Linked DNA regions of Mus musculus: region 1 is linked to region 2. A link is a contact called in ENCODE Hi-C or POLR2A ChIA-PET data. All regions are on one chromosome and are shown on one strand. Each heading gives the region's core, a stretch centred on a gene start or an enhancer-like site at or near the end of the contact. The rest is flanking DNA. Distances are from core to core; before and after follow the strand shown. Region 1 has its middle 46 kb from the start of Eef1a1. Region 2 holds the start of Dppa5a (developmental pluripotency associated 5A).

Region 1 (4,040 bases), core at 1,194-3,693, 160 kb after region 2:
CTGCCGAGTGCTGGGATCAAAGGCGTGCGCCACCACGCCCTGCTCCCACACCCTTTTTCTTCCCTTCTCTTTATAATAACAAGAAGGGAGGTATGTTGGCATCAGGACATTCCAAACCTATGATATCACATAGGCCACAGCGCGACCTGCAACCTCCAGACCGGTTGCCAAGACAACGGGCACCATCTTCCCAGCATTCACTTGGCTCACCTCCCACCCTTACTTGTTATGTCATTTTCCATATAAATAAGGAGAACATCCCTTCCTCGCTCTTTCTTCCCCCTCTTTTCTTTCTCCCCCTCTTCTTCTCTCTCTGCCACTACTTTGTCTCTCCCTTCCAATAGAACCTTTTCCACGCTGAACTGCTTTGGCCTAGTGTGCTGTTGAGCGGCTACCCGCCATTCTAACACGTCATTGGCTGTCCCGGAGCTCCAGCTGTAGACCAGACTGGCCTTGAACTCAAGGAGATCTGCCTACCTCTGCCTCCAGGGGCTGCAATTAAAGCCGTGAGCTAAATTAGTTCTTTTTGAGCCTGGGTCTTGCTATCTACCAAGGCTGGCCTAAGACTGTAGTCCTAGCTGATTCTGAGCTAGCACACCTTTCTCTACACCCCAAGTGCTAGGATTGCAGGAATGGTCCATCCACCATGTCTGACTTCTATTGGCTTTCTCAATATTGGCTGAAGCTTCTCTACTCCTCGAAAGTTCTGCAGGAGAAATCCCAAAGACAGCAAATTCTCTATTAAACAACTGACTGCATTTTTAAGGAACCACCTTCTAACTTCCAGGCCTCAGCCAACTTCTTTCTGAAGTCCCTGTTCTTGGCAGAAAAGCCAGTTCTGTACTGAGATCCATGCTGGCCTTCAGCTATAGTGGGAATGGGGCCAAAGGTTTCAGAGGTGGAGTTCTTGATTTTGTTCCATTTTGAGACGTGGTTTCTATTTGTAGTCCAGGCTAGCCACAAATTTGCAGTCTTCTAACTTCACCTGTTTACACTTGGGTATTGTAGACATATGTAACCATGCCAGGCTCCTATTCTGTGTATGGGGCCCTGCAGTTTTGGTCTCAAACTCACTATGTAGTTGAGGATGACTTTCAACACCTGATCTTAGAGTTGGGATTAAAGGCAATATTGTTTCGAGACAGGGTCTATGTAGCCTGGGCTGTAATTTGCTATGTACACAAGGCTGGCCTGGAATCCACAGAAATGGCCCTTTGTGCCTTCCTAGTGTTGGGGTTTAAAATGTGGGTCAACCTTAGACCGGAGAAAAAAACTATTTCGACGACTGTCTGATTAAAGCAAGCTGTGTTTAGACTGTGCACTTTCCCTAAGTTCGGGTCTCAGAACATCCCCTCACTGGCTTTTGAGGTCTCTTATATGTGGAAGGGTTAGGGTTGATAGAGAAGAGCTGTTGAGATAATTGGCTGTTAGCCCCTGGACATAGAAGTTGGGGTGGGGACATGGTGGTGGAGGAGAGGGGCTACTCAGGACCTAAGGCAGTCTGTGGGGTGTGGAAGGGCACTCATCAAGGTATCTGGAAAAACATTTCCGTAAGGCAAAAGGGCAATCATAGCTTACAGATTCAGGGGTTTAGCAAGGCAAAGGGATTTACAAAGGGTATATACATCATGGGGTTACAAGTTAAGCACAGGTTGAAAAACATGGTTTGTAGAATACATTATTAGGCTTAGGAAACAAATTTATTCTTGTAAGGTATGGAGACTTAATAACAACGTGGCTCTTTAACAACATTGTGGCTCCAGGTTTGGTTTCAAAGTCACCACACTTGGCCAGAATTGCGGTTAGGAGCTAACATTGCCTTTTAGAACAAAAACTGAGAAGCAAGGGTCAGGAAAGTCTTTTTGCCTCGTGACCCTGCTGCCTCCAGCGGCCAGAGGCGGGAGCGCGGGCGGGTGACGCCAGGGGCTCCCCAGCCCGCAGTGACTTTCCATCGAGCCCTTTTAAATGCCTTTCTTTTGCACGTGGTTTCTGTGAGTCATCTCCTTTCTCCAGACAAAGAAATCTAGGTTTTGCTAATCGGGTTTCCTGAGTCCGCTAAGGCATGAGTCAAACTCGTGCTTCCCGAGTGCTGTAAGCTCTTCTTGCTCCTCCCCCAGGGGAAACGCCCGCTGCCGTGGGGCAAATCCGAGTTTCTGGGGGGCCGGGGGGGGGGTGTCAAAAAATTCACGCGGAAGGTGAGTGCGGCATGGAACCTGTCGTAAGTCCCAAGCGTCAGAAGAGAAGAGCGTTTGTGTGTTTTAAAAATAGTTCTCTTAAAAATCTTTGGACAGGCTCGGTGGCTCCAAGGGTAAAGGAGCTTCTATCAAGCCTGAAGACCTGGGTTCAGTCCCTTGGGAAGGCGGAAACCGAAAACCGGTTTCAATAAGCTGTCTTCTGACCTTCACACACGGACTTAAATTATTAAAATAAGTAAATAAATAACGAATGCGTGAATGAATGACTGTCTGGGCGTGGTGTGGCATGCTTGCAATCCCAGCACTTGCCGCCAGGTGGAGGCAGGGGGATCCAGGCCAGCCCTCATTACAGAGTCAGTTTGAGGCCAGTTTGGATTTCCTGAAACTGTTTCAAAATAGAAAAATGTGGTTATTAGAAAAAAAAAAACATTAAAAAAGAAGGGCTTTATACTGGGGTAAGAGAGTGTAGGAAGAGGCAGAGCTGAGGGACAAACTCCAGGCAAAGTAAATCAGCCATTTGGCAAGGCCCGTGGCTGCCGTGAATATCAACAAGTGCCACTTTGTCCCACAGTGCCACTTTACAGCCTAGCCAAACCGGCGATGCCCGAGGGTGCAGGCACTTAAAGCCCAGCGCCAGAGAGGCCTGCTTTGGCTTTCTTAGCCTTTAGTCAGTTCCAGATTGACCCTGACGGTCCTCCCCCCGCCCCCCCCCCCCATGATTGATTTTTCTTTTTAATTTCCAAACATTCTAGTTAAATAAAGGAGTTCTGGTGGCACAGGCCTGAGGTCTTGGCTTTTGTGAGGTGGAAGCAGCAAGGTCAGGGACTGAAGGGCAGCCTTGGATGTAGGAGACCCAGTCTCAACAAGATAAAATGAAAATTTAGAAGAGAAAACCTAATCCCTCCTTCACTATTCACAAATGCTTTTAACGTTTTGTTTGGTCTGTCTTAATAGTTTTTGTTTTGGGAATACAGAATGTCTACACATGAGTGTACTTATCAGCATTATTAAAAAAAATCATTTCTAAATTACGTAGTGTGTGTGTGTGATGAGAGTCCCTCCTCTCGTGGTGCCTGGGATGGAACTCAGGCTTTTCAGCAAGCATCTTTTTTTTTTTTTTTTTTTGTTTTTCGAGACAGGTTTTTTCTGTGTAGCCCTGGCTGTCCCTGGAACTCACTTTGTAGACCAGGCTGTCCTCGAACTCAGAAATCCGCCTGCCTCTGCGTCCCGAGTGCTGGGATTAAAGGCGTGCACCACCACGCCCGGCTTCAGCAAGCATCTTTATCTACTGAATTGTCTCTTAGCAACTCACACCAGCTTTATTAACAACGTCCTCGAACTAGAGAACCCTAAGTCCCCCCAGGGATAAGTGGATAAAGCAAAATGGCAGGACAGGGTAAGAAAAGCCACTGAATTCTGCACTGTGTGCGGTGCTGGGCTCGTGCCGCCAGACAGTGCCTTCCACGTGCCTGATAAACATTCTGCCCTGAGCCACAACCCCGATTTTAGCTATACACTTTCAAAAGGTGAGTTGGGTGGGATGTGAGTTAAATCTCAGTAGTCATTATAAAAAATAACACTAATAACATTAATTTTGTTTTTTGAGACTTTTTCTTTTTTGGTTTTTCGAGACAGGGTTTCTCTGTATAGCCCTGGCTGTCCTGGAACTCACTTTGTAGACCAGGCTGGCCTCAAACTCAGAAATCCGCCTGCCTCTGCCTCCCGAGTGCTGGGATTAAAGGCGTGTGCCACCACTGCCCGGCACATTTTTTTTTTAATTACCAAAATAATTCATATGCCTTGTAAAATATGAACTCAGAGGGAATAAAATCAGAAAGCTTTTCT
Region 2 (3,986 bases), core at 923-3,422:
TATGCATCTCAGACTAGCAAAACCGGCCAGTGCTCTCAGTTCCTGGCACTCAGCAGATAAAGGCAGGGTAATCTCTGTGCGTTCAAGGACAGCCTGATCTACTGTATAGATCCAGGCTAGCTAAGGGTACAGAGTTAAGACCCTACCTAGATACAAAACAACAAAAACAAAGCAAAAGAAATAAGCTTGTATCTGGGGGAAGGAAGGATAAACTAGGGCAGAAAAAGCTGCCTATTATGCACGCACGCACGAGTGAGATTACTTAAACCTTAATAAGGCAGACAAAGGAAGCTGGGCTTTTTTTTTTTTTTAATTGAACGAGGTGCTGATCGTGGCAGCATGTGCCTAACCTTCCCAGCACTTGGGAAGTGGTGGGGAGAGGATAGTGAGGTGGATGGAGGTCAGCCTTAGCTAGACCACAGTATCGCGGTTTCCTTACTGCTCACAAAAGGGAGAGCAGTTATGCGCTGGAAACACAGACTTCTCTCCACAGACGAGGGTTTTCTCCCACTGCTGTCAATAGCACTTGCTACACGTACTTGTTCTTAAGTCTCCTACACGTAGGTGTTAAATGTATAGAATCACATACAAAGCTTTGTTTGGAGATAGGGTCCCACTTAGCCCAAACTGGCCTAGAACTTGCTTTGTAGTTAAGACTGGTCATGAACTCCAGATATCCTCCTGCCTCCCAAGAAGATGGACCAGGAACAGGGATTAAACAATTTGCCTTAGGTCATAAAGCCAGAAAGCTCCCCACATGGGATTTATTCCACGTTAACTATCAAACTGGTCTCAATTAGGGTAAACTGAAAACCTACTTTGGTGGCTCTTCAACCCTCACAAGTCCCACTTCCCCTAAGGCAGCAATTCACATTCCATGTTACAAACTAGACAGTGTTTCACAACAGGGTGGATGCCTAAGCTTAAGATTCCACAGGCTATAATCTGTTCAGGCATTTACAAGGATTCAAACGGACACCGGGAAAAGGGTACTGGCTCTTTTCATATTTTAATGACGACGCACATTTTAATCACTTCAATTTTATTTTTTATTTAGAGTGGTAACCTTGGGATTCACATCAGAATGCGCAGCAGGGATCCAGGAATATCTTGCTAGGATGTAACAAAGCTAAAAATCCCGCCAGAACCAAACACTGGCCACAGCTTAACCTGCATCCAGGTCGGAGACACAAGGACTGGAAACTGGCTTCACTCGATACACTGGCCTAGCTCCAGGGTCTTCATGGATTCCTCCAGCTTCAGCACTCCTGCGTGAGAAACACCAAACAGGATTAAGTGTCATGGAACAGGAGGAAGGCCGCATGATTCACCAGCTCTTTAAGCATGTTTTTGTGGACCTCTAATTAGAACCAGGGCTCCACTGGGCCAGTTCTAACGTTCTCCTAGAAACCTGGAGATGGGAGTGGGGTGGGGCAGGGTTACCTCAGATAACCCTGCCCAGAGGGATAAGTCCCTACCCCTTCTCACCTTAAGACTTACGTCTGGGCCCCCGAACTCCCAAAAGGTTGTCAGAGACGGCCTAGAGACCAAGGAGGAGTCCCAGGTGATGCCCAAAAGTAAGGCATCCTCAGAGGGATGCAAGCAGTGGAGATGTGAAAAGGGAGGTAAACTCGGTGGAGGCAGGAGGCTACTCCACCGCACCTTGGTTCAGGGCACCTGTTAGAGACTCTCACCTTTTTGCTGGCGCAGGTGGTACCTCTCAGCCATGGACTGAAGCATCCATTTAGCCCGAATCTTGTTGTTTTGAGAGCCGTAAATGAAGACCTCGATAAGTTCTTCGGGAGATTCCAGGTTCTTCAGCTCAAACATGGCCTGGCTCACCTGCTCGATGTGAGACATTCGAGATCCCTGTGGGCCTGTCCGGGGAAAGGCAATGAGCATAGTTCCAAGACCCGGAGCTTTGGGCCTTGGCAGCGAGGTCAAGAGTAGCTACTCACCAAACAGATATTTCAGCACCAGCGACTGGACCTGGAATACTTCTGGATCTTTCAGGTCTTCAGGAACTTTCACCCACGGGGGGATATCTTTACGGGTCACGAGGGTCACCATCATCCTGCCAAGGAACCAGACTTCAGGGAAGACGAGATCAAGCTTATCCACCACGCACGGCCCACAGCTCCAGGTTCAGGAAGTTTTAGTACCTGTGTGGGCGGTGTTTTACTAGACCACGCCCACTAGGGCCCGCCTCCTATGGGGCCCAATCCCAGGCGGCTCCCGCAGGCTATGCCCCTGGGGAGACTAAGGCAGGCCGCCTGCCTGATTCAAGCTAACTAGGTTTGTCGCCTGTATGTGTATTCGAATCTGGGGGTGGGGGTGGGGGTGGGGGGGGGTCTTGGGAATAGAAGTCAGTGCTGGTGACCTTCCTCTGGGAACTGACGGGGTCTGAACCCCAAAAAAGTGGAGAATCCACGCTGGAAAGTTCAAAGACTTCTAAAAGACTATAGCTTTTCCCATCCCGAAAGAATCAGATACTGGGATCTCATTTTGTCAGATGCCAAAGCAACTCCCAAGAACTCAACAATGATTCTTGTCATTTAATAAAAATGAAAAGGAAAATTGGAATTTTATTCTTTCCACCTAAAGCTCTAGGTGTCTTTAAAGTGTACCCACTATCTTCCTTCAAGGCCCTGGTTTGGATGGTTTTTCTCTGTGTAGCCCTGGCTGTTCTGAAACTCACTCTGTAGATCAGGCTGGCCTTGAACTCAGAAATCTGCCTGCCTCTGCCTCCAAGTGCTGGGATTAAAGGCATGTGCAGGCCTGGAAATCTTAGGGCAATGCTTTACAATAGAGAAGATGAGACAAAGCTGGTCAATTGTCATGTAAAGAGTGAGAGAGCCCCCCCCCCTTTAAATTAGATAGAAGGGCATTAAATGTGCTAATGTTCTGGACTCAACGACTATTTCAATGCAAGGAAGAAAATAAACAAATGTGAACAGCATTACAAAATTGTTTAGAAATGTCTACAGAGTGTCTGGAGTAAACACTTGGGAGGTAGAAGAAGCCTGGGTTCAAAGCCAGGCGAGGCTGTGCTGTGGAGACCCCCGTTTCCACAACAACAAAAGTGGGAACTTGAGAGCTGGCTCAGTCATTAAGAACACCTGTGTGGTGTCAATTTAGGTGGTGTGGAGGCCAGAGGTCAGAATCCCTGAGACTTACAGGACTACATAGGCACTAAGGACTTAAATTTGGATCTCCTGGAAAAGCAGTAATCCTTTCTAACTGCTCACCTCTCTCCAAGTGTCTATACCCTCAACTCTTCTGTAGTTTTGATATATATTTATATAGTGTAGGAGGTTATAGATGAAAAAGATAAATAAAATGGACAGAACATGACTACTCTTAGGTATGATGGACAAAGTGGCCAAGAAAGTAAACACCAAGGCCTGGTAACCACAATAGGTGGAGTGTATAGGGAAGGGCACTGGGAAGGGCAGCCCAGTCCCTGGACTAGAGAAGTTTTAGGTAGGCAGGGGGCAGGATATGCTAGACTCTGGGGAGGAAGAATGCAGGCAGAGCCAAGAGGTCAGGTTCCATTTGTTGTGTTAAATAGGCACCTCAGCCATTTGTCTGGGATTTGAAACCTGTTACATGCGCTTAGTGTGGAGGACAACCTAGAAGTTGTTTCTTTCCCTCCACAATGTGGGTTCTAAAACTTGAACTACGGACAAGTTCCTCTACCCACTTGAACCATCTCAGCCATCCTTGGTATTTTTGTTGTTTTCCAAGATTGGGATTCACACCACCACCACCACCACCCAATCTCTTGACTTTTTAATTGAAAGAGAAAATGGATGTACTATACAGTATCAGTTTGCTAAAAAAAAAAAAAAACAAACAAACAAAAAAAAACAAGACACTTGGAGGGGGAGTGTCTAAACCATCATAACTTACAAGTCTTCATCTCTAATTTCTTTGGTTGGAGGGGCATCTGAGCACTGGGAAACTGGATATTCCCAACCCCCAAC

What was found. Hi-C counts contacts between places; a loop is a spot of excess contacts on that map. ChIA-PET counts read pairs that join two places held with the same protein, here RNA polymerase II (POLR2A).
Region 1: a map of CH12.LX shows a loop between it and region 2 (2.8-fold over the local background). The contact joins the enhancer-like site here to the promoter of Dppa5a in region 2. A Hi-C loop is called at or near these places in 1 of 37 maps with a recorded cell type or tissue (CH12.LX). POLR2A ChIA-PET finds 5 or more read pairs at or near these places in 4 of 5 experiments (Patski and embryonic stem cell).

The regions. Positions count from the first base shown.
Region 1 is chr9:78,525,533-78,529,572 of GRCm38, forward strand. No RefSeq gene overlaps it. Among named protein-coding and RNA genes, the nearest start is that of Eef1a1, 46 kb to the left of the region's middle. Within about 2 kb of position 2,444, at least 1 of the 3 ENCODE cell types and tissues checked has a DNase peak (open chromatin) inside an H3K27ac peak, as active enhancers do.
Region 2 is chr9:78,366,027-78,370,012 of GRCm38, forward strand. It overlaps Dppa5a (developmental pluripotency associated 5A), which reads right to left and starts at 2,173. Exons shown (of 3, transcript NM_025274.3): 1 at 1,959-2,173; 2 at 1,695-1,877; 3 at 1,026-1,268. The coding sequence starts at 2,073. The coding sequence ends at 1,210. RefSeq lists cis regulatory regions at 2,310-3,986, 2,310-3,986 and an enhancer at 2,474-3,986.